Linked DNA regions of Homo sapiens: regions 1 and 2 are each linked to region 3. A link is an interaction called in ENCODE POLR2A ChIA-PET data of the cell type or tissue named here. Cell type or tissue: GM12878. All regions are shown on one strand. Region 1 has its middle 15 kb from the start of XCL2. Region 2 has its middle 7.4 kb from the start of XCL2. Region 3 overlaps LOC125312414 (a long non-coding RNA gene).

The links. ChIA-PET counts read pairs that join two places held together with the same protein. Peaks named below come from ENCODE experiments on the same cell type or tissue, not always from the same donor. Only the 100,000 strongest peaks of a DNase experiment are listed, where the experiment ranks them.
Region 1: POLR2A ChIA-PET joins it to region 3 with 5 read pairs; 2 of 35 experiments call an interaction of 5 or more read pairs at or near these places.
Region 2: POLR2A ChIA-PET joins it to region 3 with 5 read pairs; 2 of 35 experiments call an interaction of 5 or more read pairs at or near these places.

Annotation. Positions count from the first base shown.
Region 1 is chr1:168,557,445-168,561,444 of GRCh38, forward strand. No RefSeq gene overlaps it. Among named protein-coding and RNA genes, the nearest start is that of XCL2, 15 kb to the left of the region's middle. In GM12878, no CTCF peak of the experiment used is centred here; no DNase peak of the experiment used is centred here.
Region 2 is chr1:168,549,414-168,553,413 of GRCh38, forward strand. No RefSeq gene overlaps it. Among named protein-coding and RNA genes, the nearest start is that of XCL2, 7.4 kb to the left of the region's middle. In GM12878, no CTCF peak of the experiment used is centred here; no DNase peak of the experiment used is centred here.
Region 3 is chr1:168,464,651-168,468,650 of GRCh38, forward strand. All of the region lies in intron 3 of LOC125312414 (a long non-coding RNA gene), which reads right to left. The region is part of intron 4 of LOC101928565 (a long non-coding RNA gene); the gene reads right to left. Among named protein-coding and RNA genes, the nearest start is that of XCL2, 77 kb to the right of the region's middle. In GM12878, no CTCF peak of the experiment used is centred here; DNase peaks (open chromatin) are centred at 1,761, 2,351, 2,991 and 3,943; H3K4me3 peaks cover 815 bases; H3K27ac peaks cover 2,526 bases.

The DNA of each region.
Region 1 (4,000 bases), 93 kb after region 3:
TTTAAGTATAGGGCTTTATGGTGAAAGCAAATTATGAAATCCCCATGTTTATCTTCTGCATGCCAGATGAGGGTGTATCCCTAATTCTTTCCCTGTTTGTCTTTCCCAATTTCCCCTTTGAAAGGCAAACCTTTAAACTGAACAGACATTTTGAACTTCTACTTGCATAGCCTAGCATCAGAACTTATGGAAACATGTGAGGGAGCAGATAAACTAAGACAAGGAACCTGGCTTACCTGATCACTGATGTTACCAAGGACAAGCAGTGGCTGGAGAAAGTTTGGTACATGTGACTAAGATTAGCCTCTGAGGAATGTCTGATGGTGGTCGGAGTGTAAGGACTAATGGTTTTGAAAGTATTCATCACCATTGGTGATGAAATTTCACTGCAGTTTTGGTTACTTTCAATAAACCACGTAGACTCACTGTGGCTTCCCTTAATGTGATGTAGCTAACATTCAGCAAAGTACGTACCAGCAAGACCATGCATTAAGGGTAGTGTGTGTGTGTGTGTGTGTGTGTGTGTGTGTGTGTGTGTGTGTGTGTGTGTCTATGTGTGCATACATGACAGAAAGAGAGAGAAAGACAGAGAGAGAGAAAGAGAGAGAGAGAGAGAATGGAAACTTGTAAAAAAAACAGCAGTGGTATAATTTGTCTTCCACATACTCTGTCTACAGTATCCCTGCTGTTCTTTTAGGGTAAGCCAGTCTTCAGCAATAGTACCAGTGCTGTTAGTAGGGTCATTTCTACCATGATTTTGTGCTACTTTATACAAAGCAAACCCAGACTTGTTTTTAATCCTTTTTATTGAGTTGTATTCTGTTTATATAATGATACTCATTCATGAAAACCAATAGATACAATTTATTTAACCCAGAAGTCGTACTTCTTGGAATTTGTCTAAATAAATGATTGGAGAAGTGCAAAAAGATATATGGGAAAGGATATTCTTCGTAGTCTTTTTCATACCTTCTTTCCACTGTGGAAATTACCTGTTTATCAATAGGTGTATAGTTAAATAAACTTTGTTACATGCTTTTAAGAGAATTCTTTATGGCCATTAAAAATGATATAGTTCAATTTTCAGACCTGGAATATGCTCATTTTTTCATGTAAAAAGAAAATAGGGTAAGTAACAGTATATATAGTTCATTCTTATATCTGACATCTATCCATCTGTAACTAAATGGGTAGGAAGTATTCTGGAAAGGTAAATACCAAAATGCTGGCAATAATGATCTCTGTACAGTAGAATTATAGACGATTTCAACTTCATTTTTGATTATCTGTTTTTCAAATATTTTTATGTAATTAATAATCATTAAATTGCTTATATAATGAGGAAAAAGTAAAATTATTTTTCACAGAAATAAATAGACCAATAATTGTCTTTGTTTCTAGTAATACCACTTCCTCAGTGAAACTATCTGCAAGTAACTGAAACAGATAAAAGAAATTCAACAACATGTAGTTCAAACATATAGCTTCTATGGATCCACTTTGGCCACAAGATATACTAATTTCTTCTTTTGTTTGGATATGATACTATTACACAATTATTATTTTTAAGTCATAGAGCTGCTACTATTCAAAAATTTGGCTCACTCATGCTTAAAACCCCTGTGTTGCCTGAAAATATTTAATTATTTTCCCTATTGTTAACCATTGTTCCTAAGCTCGTACATCCAATTAGATAGAGAGCCTTACCTTGTCTTTTAGGCACTTTGGAATAAAAAGATCAACCCATGTTTAGCAGAGAGCAACTGTAAAAAGCATCAATTGAGAACCCACTATAATCTGTTAAATTCTTTTGATTAATATCACTTACTTTTACAAAATAACCCAATGAGACAGAAATTATCCCCATTTTCAGAAGAATAAATATAGATTTGGGAAAGCTGGTTGACTGCTAGCATTATAGAGTTAGCCATTGGCAAAGCCAAGACTTAGACCTAGCTCTTTTGACTTTAGTTACCATTTATTTTCTCATTTCCATAATGCTTCAAGAGGAGTAATAAAGAACTTAATACATTTGGCAACTTCCTATCAGAAGCATATCTATGCTGTCTATAGAGATCATTCTTTCGGTCTGAGTTTTTAGTTGCAAACAATGAAAGAGGCTTTAATCAGGAATAATTCTCAAATCATATTTTGTCTACAGGTGTATCCGCACAGCACTCATCAGAGGCACAAGCTTGAATTTGAGATACTGCATGGGTCATACTCACTAGGACCCCTGCTATGGTGACTTCTGAAAACTCAGTGACTACAGCAATCAAGACAGTGCGGTATTGGTAAAACAACAGACAAATAGATTGGTCAAACAAAACAGAGAGCTCAGAAATTGACCCACACAAATATGGTCAACTGGTCTTTGACAAATAAGTAAAGGCAATTCAATAGTCTTTTCAACAAATGGTTCTGAAACAAGACATCAACATAAAATAAATTTAGAAACAGATCTTTTACCTCTTACAAAAATGAACTCAAAATGCATCATAGGCCTAAGTGTAAAATACAAAACTATTAAACACCTAGAAGATAACATAGGAAAAAATCTAGATGTGTTTGGGTTTGGAGATGGTTCTTTAGATATGTCACCAAATGCACTGTATACATGAAAGAAAAGTTGATACATTGGACTTCATTAAAATTAAATATTTTTGTTCTGTGAAAGACACTGTCAAGAGAATGAGAAGTAAGCTACAGAGTGGGAGAAATATTTTCAAAAGATATATCTGAAAGAGGACTTGTTACCCCAAATATAGAAGGAACTCTTAAAGCTCAGCGATAAGAAAACAAACAACCTGATTAAACAACCAGGGTAAAAAATCTGAACAGACACCTAACCAAAGAAGATATACACATGACAAATAAGCATATGAAAAGATAGTCTACATTATACCTCATTAGGGAACTGCAAATTAAAATAACCACCACTCCACACCTATTAGAATGGATAACATCTAAAACACTGACAACACTAAAAGCTGATGAGGATGTAGAGCAACATGAACTTTCATTCATTGTTGCTGGGGATGTAAAATGGCACAGCCACTTTGGAAGACAGTCTGGCAGTTTCTCATAAAGCTAAACATGGTCTTGTCATATGATTCATAAATTGTGTTCCTTGGTATTTACCCAAAAGAGTTATGTCCACAGAAAAACTTGTCTCCACACAAAAACCTACATACATACATTTATAGCAGCTTTGTTCATAATTGCCAAAATTTGGAAGCAACCAAGATGTTCTTCAATAGGTAAATATATAAACTGTGGTATATTCACACAACTGAATATTTTTCAATGCCAAAAAGAAACAAGCCATGAAAAAACATGGAAGAACCTTAAAGGTATATTACTAAGTGAAAGAAGCAATCAGAATAGGCAAAACTATGGAGGCAGTAAAAAGATCAGCGGTTACTGGAGGCTTGGTGGGAGAGAGGGAGGAGGAGTAGGTGAGGTGCAGGTGATTTTTAGGGTAGTGAAACCATTCTGTATCAATACTAAGAGGGTAATACATGTTATTATACATTTGTCAAAACCCAAGAATGAGCCCTAATGTAAACTAGGGGCTTTGAGTTACAATAATGTGTCAATGTCATTTAATCAGTTGTAACAAATGCACCACTCTGGTAAGGGATGCTGATAGTGAGTAAGGCTATGAGTGTATATGAGCTGAGTGGGTATATGGGAAATCTCTGTACTTTTGCTCAATTTTGCTGTGGACCTAAACTGCTCTTAAAGATAAAGTCTATTAGTTAAAAACCAAACAAGCAAACAAACTCCACGACTCTTGTCAACAACCATATAGCTTTCCCCAAAAATGAATTTCATGTGGAGTCTTCTTTCTCTTTGATCTCTTCCAAATCCAAGCTTGTGGAGGTGGTTTAATTGGTTCAGTCTACGTCATATGCCAAGGGTAAGTTGAAAATGGAGTTCTGGATTCTACTTTGATGAAAAGGGCTATCATATGGGAACTTCCATACACATCGGAAGC
Region 2 (4,000 bases), 85 kb after region 3:
CAAACCTGACAAAAACAAGAAATGGGGAAAGGATTCCCTGTTTAATAAATGGTGCTGGGAAAACTGGCTAGCCATATGTAGAAAGCTGCAGCTGGATCCCTTCCTTCCACCTTATACAAAAATTAATTCAAGTTGGATTAAAGACTTAAATGTTAGACCTAAAACCATAAAAACCCTAGAAGAAAATCTAGGCAATACCATTCAGGACATAGGCATGGGCAAAGACCTCATGACTAAGACTCCAAAAGCAATGACAACAAAAGCCAAAATAGACAAATGGGATGTAAGTAAGCTAAAGAGCTTCTGCACAGCAAAAGAACCATCAGAGTGAACAGGCATCCTACAGAATGGGAGAAAATTTTTACAATCTACCCATCTGACAAAGGGCTAATATCCAGAATCTACAAAGAACTTAAACAAATTTACAAGAAAAAATCAAGCAGCCCCATCACAAAGTGGGCAAAGGAGATGAACAGACACTTCTCAAAAGAAGACATTTATGCAGCCAACAGACACACAAAAAAATGCTCATCATCACTGGCCATCAGAGAAATGCAAATCAAAACCACAATGAGATACCATCTCACACCAGTTAGAATGGCGATCATTAAAAAGTCAGGAAACAACGGGTGCTGGAGAGGATGTGGAGAAATAAGAACACTTTTACACTGTTGGTGGGACTGTAAACTAGTTCAACCATTGTGGAAGACAGTGTGGCGATTTCTCAAGGATCTAGAACTAGAAATACCATTTGACCCAGCTATCCCGTTACTGCGTATATACCCAAAGGATTATAAATCATGCTGCTAAAAGACACATTCACACGTATGTTTATTGTGGCACTATTCACAATAGCAAAGACTTGGAGCCAACCCAAATGTCCATCAATGATAGACTGGATTAAGAAAATGTGGCACATATACACCATGGAATACTACGCAGCCATAAGAAATGATGAGTTCATGTCCTTTGTAGGGACATGGATGAAGGTGGAAACCATCATTCTCAGCAAACTATCGCAAGGACAGAAAACCAAACACCGCGTGTTCTCACTCATAGGTGGGAATTGAACAATGAGAACACTTGGACACAGGGTGCGGAACATCACACACCAGGGCCTGTCGTGTGGTGGGGGTAGGAGGGAGGGATAGCATTAGTAGATATACCTAATATAAATGACAAGTTAATGGGTGCAGCACACCAACATGGCACGTGTATACATATATAACAAACCTGCACATTGTGCACATGTACCCTAGAACTTAAAGTATAATTTAAAAAAAAAATAGCAACACCTTTCTTCCAGGTGCTCACATCAAAAGCCTTGGTCTCATCCAAGCCTTGATCTCATCCTAGCCTTGGTCTCTCCTCATTGTCTAACATTCTATACCCAGATTGTCAGCAAATCATGTCAGTTCTACCTTCAAAATAAACCAGCGTTTGAGCCTTCCTATTGAGCTCTCTGGTTCAATAGGAGGTAATACCCTCCTAAGTGGTATTCCTGTGTCTATCTTAGCCCTCTGCAATCTACTATTAGCACAGCAGCCAGATAAACCCGTTGAAGTATAGGTCAGATTGTATTACACCTCCTCACACATTTTCCCAATGTCTTCATTTCTCACTCAGAGCAAAAGCCAAAGTCTTATCAACAATCTATAAGAGCTAGAATGGCCTTGCTCCCCGTCATCTCTCTGACTTCATTTTTTACCCCTCCTCTCCTTTGATTTCTCAAACCACCTACTTTGGACATCTTGACTATTTCTTGAATACATCTGGCACATTTTTGCCTCAAGGCCTTTGAACTTGCTGTTTCCTTTGCATTCCTGGAGTGCTCCTCCTCTAGATAGCTGTGTGGCTAACTCCCCCATTCTCTCTAGTTCTTTTCTCTAAAGTCATCTTCTCAGTGATGCCTGTTTTCCAGCTACCCTATCTAAAATCTCAATTACCCCCTCCCCAATATCTCATCCTCCCCCTCCATCCTTTATTTTTTTCTCCTTAATGTGTAATAACATCCTGGTTTATAATATACTTGCATAAGTATAATAAATTTTACTTTTATAATCCTGTGGATTAACTTTCCTTTCCATCAGAATGTTTGCTCCATGAATTCAAAGATTTAGATTGTTTTGTTCACTCTTTTAGCCCTGGTTCTTAGAAATAATGGCTGACATGTTGTAGACCTCAATAAATATTTGTTTCATAAATGAATTAAACTAAATGTAGACAAAGATAAATGATTTCTTAGAACCCTATCCTACCATTGTTCCTTCTAAACATACATTTAAAAAGAATTCTTTCATCCTTTCGAGTGGAATAATTTTTATCATTCTTAGCCACAGCACTGTTGTAATCTTTAGTCACCAGAATTTTCAAATATTGACAAATGACAGCATTAGTGTTACCTAACCGTACCGTATTTTAATCAGTCACTTATGGAGTACCCATTTTGTTCCTAGAACTGGGTATTTGCTGAATTGTTACTGGAATGGAGATATTTGGAAACAAACAGCTCTCTTATTTACCAACTGTGTGATGACCCCGTGCAATCACTACATCTCTGGGCCTCAGTTTTTTCCTCCTTAAATAGAGACAAAAACACACACCCCTCCTAGTTGTTGAAAGCTGTATGAAACTTCAGTCTATGCATACTTTCACCACAAGAAAAACAACTTCATTAGAAATAATAATTTTTCTGGTATTAATATAAATTTTACCACATATGCTTTTGCAAACATTACAGATATTGCTGCCCATTATTGCCTGCTAGGTGGGTAGAGAAAGTAGTGTACTTGTAAGGGAAGATTAGAACAGAGGCATATTATTTTAACATGCAAGAGAAGCCTTAACTGACTCTACATACTTGCAGAGCCACTAACAACAATAACAATTTACCCTCTACAATATTTTACTGCATACAAAGCACTTTCTCATGTCTTATTTCATTTTGAAATCATATTTGGTAGGCAGGATTTATATGATCTCTTCCATTTTTTTAGAGGGGAAATTGAGTCCTCATTTAAGTGACTTGTCTGAGATGATGCAGTGGGTCAGTGGTGCAGCTAAGACTTTATTTCTGATTCCTTGAATAACTCTCTTTGGAGTATCTGATGCTCCTATATTAGTAATTCTGTCAGCTGGGTGAGAGTCTAACAACAATTCACTTTACTGGCATCTACTCATTGAAGTATTGGTGTTTTTGGCCAGAGTTCAAGATTTCATATCCTTCAAAACACCCTCTTCATTATTTTGGAGAGGTCCTCTGAGGCCAGTGGAGAAATGCAGAAAACAACACAGAAGTCTGAGCTCTTTTTTGACATCCTCTTAGGTACCTGGTAGGATGACAGAATGTCCATGCTTCATGAGTGTCCAAAGAAGAAGCGGAGCCTTGAAATAGAAAATAACAGGTCAACAATTCCTCTTCAAGAGTCTATTATGTGCCTGACCCTAAAGGGAGACAGGCCGGATTGGAGCTCTAATTTTAGTTGAATGGCTAACAGCCTCATCTAGTTCTCTTACCTACTGTTTAAATTCATTACTACAATGCTTAATCTCCCCAGCAGACTTCAGGTCCCCCAGACACATTGAGGTTAAAATCCACATGTGTTGGTTTACAAGGCGAAGTCCTTTGCTGTCTGGCTTCTTCCTACCTTTGCTATCTTAGAGCTCACACCAAATCAGCTTGCCCCATTATTATCCAGGCACTTGATTTCTTCATCCTCTCGACGTCATTAGACTTCGCCTTTGCCGGGAATACTGAGGCACCCTTTCTTCCTCCTTTATCTGGCTAATCTCTACTCATCCTTTAAGACTTGTCTGAGTCACCAATCCTCTGTAATTCCTTCTCTTCCATCCTGCCCTTACCCACTGGGAGAGATGCCCCTTCTCTGTGGTCCCACAAAACTCTTTGCTTTTTTCAAATACTGCATTATTACTATATGTTGTAGCGGCTTTCTTGACTCACCCTCTGTCCCCAGTGCTGTCACTGGGTATGGAATTGTTA
Region 3 (4,000 bases):
TAGTTTTTCAAACCTTATTCCCCATTTCCTCCTCTCTCTAGTACTCTCCAGTGTCTATTGTGGCCATCTTTATGTCCAATGTTTAGCTCCCACATATAAGTGAGAACATGTAGTATTTGGTTTTCTGTTCCTGAGTTAATTTGCTTAAGATAATGGCTTCCAGCCACATCCAAGTTGCTGCAAAAGACATGGTGCATTTAGTGCTGCAATGAACATGCAAGTACATGTGTCCTATTTATTTTCTTTTGGATGTATACCCAGTAATGGAATTGCTGGGTTGAATGGTTAAGTTCTTTGAGAAATCTCCAAACTGCTTTCTACAATGGCTGAACTAATTTACGTTCCCACCAACAGTATATAAGCATCGCCTTCTCTCCACAGCCTTGACAGCATCTATTGTTTTTGACTTTTCATGTAATGACCCATAGGCTCAAAGTAAAGGGTCAGAGAAAGACCTATCATGCAAATGAAAAACAAAAAAGAGCAGGGGTTGCTATTCTTATGTCAGATAAAACAGGCTTTAAACGAATAACAGTAAAAAAGGACAAAAAAGGGCATTACATAATGATAAAGTTTCCAATTCAACAGGAAGACTTAGCTATCCTAAATATATATGCATCCAATATTGGAGCACCCAAACTCATAAAATAACTACTTCTAGACCTATGAAAGGACTTAGACAGCTACACAATAATAGTGGGGGACTTCAACACCCCACTGATAGTGTTAGAAAGATCACTGAGCAGAAAACTAACAAAGAAATTCTGGACTTAAACTTGACACTTGACCAATTGGACCTAATAGACACCTATAGAATACTTCATCCAGCACCCACAGAATACGCATTCTTCTCATCTGCACACAGACACAGAACATACTCCAAGATCAACCACATGCTTGGCCATAAAACACGCCTCAATAAATTAAAAAAAAATCAAAGTTATACTGACCATAATCTCAGACCACAGTGGAATAAAAACAAAAATCAATACCAAAAAGATCTCTTGAACAACACAATTCATGAAAATTAAATACCTTGCTCCTAAATGACTTTTGGGTAAACAACAAAATTAATGCAGAAATAAAAAAAATTCTTTGCAATAAGTGAAAACAGAGACACATCATACCAAAATCTCTGGGATGCAGCAAAAGCAGTGTTAAGAAGAAAGTTTATAGTGCTAAATGCGTACTTCAAAAAGTTAGAAAGATCTCAAATTAAACATCTAACATCACACCGAGAGGAACTAGGAAAACAAGGCCAGTGCCTTTACCTTGTAGCCCCAAAGAAGTCTGACCTCAAGAATTGGAATGTAGGATTTTTGAGGGAAACGGTGAGCCTGAAAGCAGTTAGGAAGTAACCTAATTCTCTAGCCACTCACAGAGGGTGCAAAATCTCAGACCAGCAAACAAGGCAGGGCAGAAAGGCACACACTATATATCAACAGGCCATGGATGGTCGTCACCATTCAGACTCTCCAATATTCCTTGTTAACAAGCTGAAATCAGATGATCCTCATTTTCACTTGAGCCCAGGGTTATAATTTCTTGGAAAGTGCAAAGGGAGGCAAACTATAATGGGAAGGAAGAGCAAGTCAACATGAATCTGAGGAAGGGGAATGCTTTTCATTCTGGTTTTTGAACAGGTGGTGGTCAGAGCTGGCAGAAAGCCCAGGATATGTCAGCAGTCCCGGAAAAGAGATGTTCTTGTTGTAAATCTCATGTTGATTCTTGCCCCTCCCTCTCCACCTCCCACTCTTACACATGCTCACGCTTCTTAGTAAGTACACTGGAGCTACCTCCCCCATGCCCCACAGCACATTGTACCTCTGCTAGCACAGGGATCACGTTCTGACTTACAGTGGTTGTGGGTGTCTCTGTCTCTTTCTCTCAAAACAAACATATTGGAGTTTCTCACTCATCGACATTTCTGCACCAGTGCCTGCAGACAGTTTTCCTCACTGTGAGGACTCTAAATACTTTCATTTACTGGAATTAGATTTACCCTTTTGGCTAAGGTGTCATATGGACAGGGGAATTACCAAGTCCAAGAGTAGTTTTGGCTTCCTGATGGGAAAGAGTTGTTGTATAACAGGAATCCTACCTAGGCCTCCTATTGCTCATTCCCAAGACAATTTCTTAGGCCCATCTTTGTCTTCCCAAATTGCCCTTATTTTTTGCCACTGCCAAGGCCCTATGGTCTCAGCTGGCTTCTCTCTCCTTTTAGGCCATTCTCCTTGCTTTGTCCCTTGGTACGCTTTAAACTTAACAGTTCCCTAAGACTGGTTCCAGAGCAAGGTCCTGCTTCCCTGCTATGTCTCATAGAGAAGTGAAACCTCTCTTGCTGCTTTTCACAGGGGAGAGAGACTGGGTCAAAAACAAAACAGAGAATCATACAAAGCTGTTCTTTAATTCCTGACTCCCTCATAAGACAGACTAGAAACTCTGGTGAAGTCTGTGATTTGCTCTTATCCATGAGGATGAGACTCTCTCAACTCCCTTCTTAAATACAGGCTGGAGGATAAAACTGAGGTCCTGCAGTTTGCATAATAGCTGACATCTATTGAGAATCTACTGACTACTAGGAACTATATAAGTTGTGTACATACTATTTTGTTTACTTTTTCAATTAACCACATGAGATAAATACTATTGTAGTTGCATTTTGTCAATACAGTAACTGAGCCTTAAAGAGATTAAGTTACATGTTCAAAATCCCCTAGCCATGAACTGATGGACTAGGGTTTATATCTTATTCGAAAAACAATAGTATTAACTAATGGTTACTCAAAAAGGATGTCTTTTAAATTCCAGTGAGAAGTTTGCATCTTTGAGAATGTTAGGATGGATAAACATCCATGTCACTGCTTCTCAATAAAAAGAACAATTATAGTATATTTTCTTATTGCTAGTCTAACCGGAAATAGTCTGGTTTATTACTTATAAACTAGTTCTTGGAACTAAGACCGTAAACCTTGACTTGGTGCAGGAAATGGTGTGGTTTTACATGCTCAGGAAACAATGACCAGAGTAAAATATTTGACAAATTTTATGCTCTGATTGAGAATTGGAGGCCTGGGGGAATACCTGAATGACTTGCATGCTGCTAAATATTTTTCCACAATATTTTTTTAATGGTTGCACGGTATTCCATTGTATGGTTGCAATATAATTTAGTTGCATGACATCTGGGCAATAGGGGAGTTTCTAAGAGCAGGAGGAATTTTAGAAAAGAGAAACTGAGTATTAGGTGTTCAGTAGCCAGCTTTTCCAGCTTTAGGAATTTTCTTGGGACTAGCTCTGTCCAAGGGGTAAACTATACATGCTGTATACTTTTCCAGGCAGGAAGGGGAAAGACCCATGCTTCTTAGTCTAGCTGCCTCCCAGAAACCTTTGCAAAGGTCATCCAACTCAATCTTGTAGTCTTGGAGAAGGCCAATTCAGATTCCAGTTCTCTTAAACCAGCTACAGAAAACATAACTTTTGTAACTCAGTAGGGTCAGGCTTATTTGTAACTTAGATTGGCTGAAGCCTTTATTAAGTGAAAAAAGATGGAAGCATAACAACATTCCTAACTGAATGCCATTCATGGAAAGAATGTCTGGAATGGAATCCTCTGTCTTGGCTAAATTTGAAAGAATAGCATATCCTGAAAAGAAGCATGAAGGAGATTATCTGATCTTACCTACTGGCTAAGGATCAAAATGTTAAGAAAAGCACACGAGATCATCTTTCTGAAGCAGGAAGAGTCTACGAATCAGACATACTGAATTAAGTCATGAACCAGAGTCATGTCCTAGAATTGTGTCCATGAACCTGGCCAAGACATTTCCTATTCCATTTCAGGTCCAAGATTCTCATAGTGCAGAGCTACCTTTCGAAACATTTAATCACAGATCTTCTTTCAGACTGGACAGTGATCATGGCATCTTTCAGGCAGAAAGAGGAGGGTTAACTTGGCTGGGAGAGGAGATAAGGAAATGTCTAACCAGTCTTCTCACCA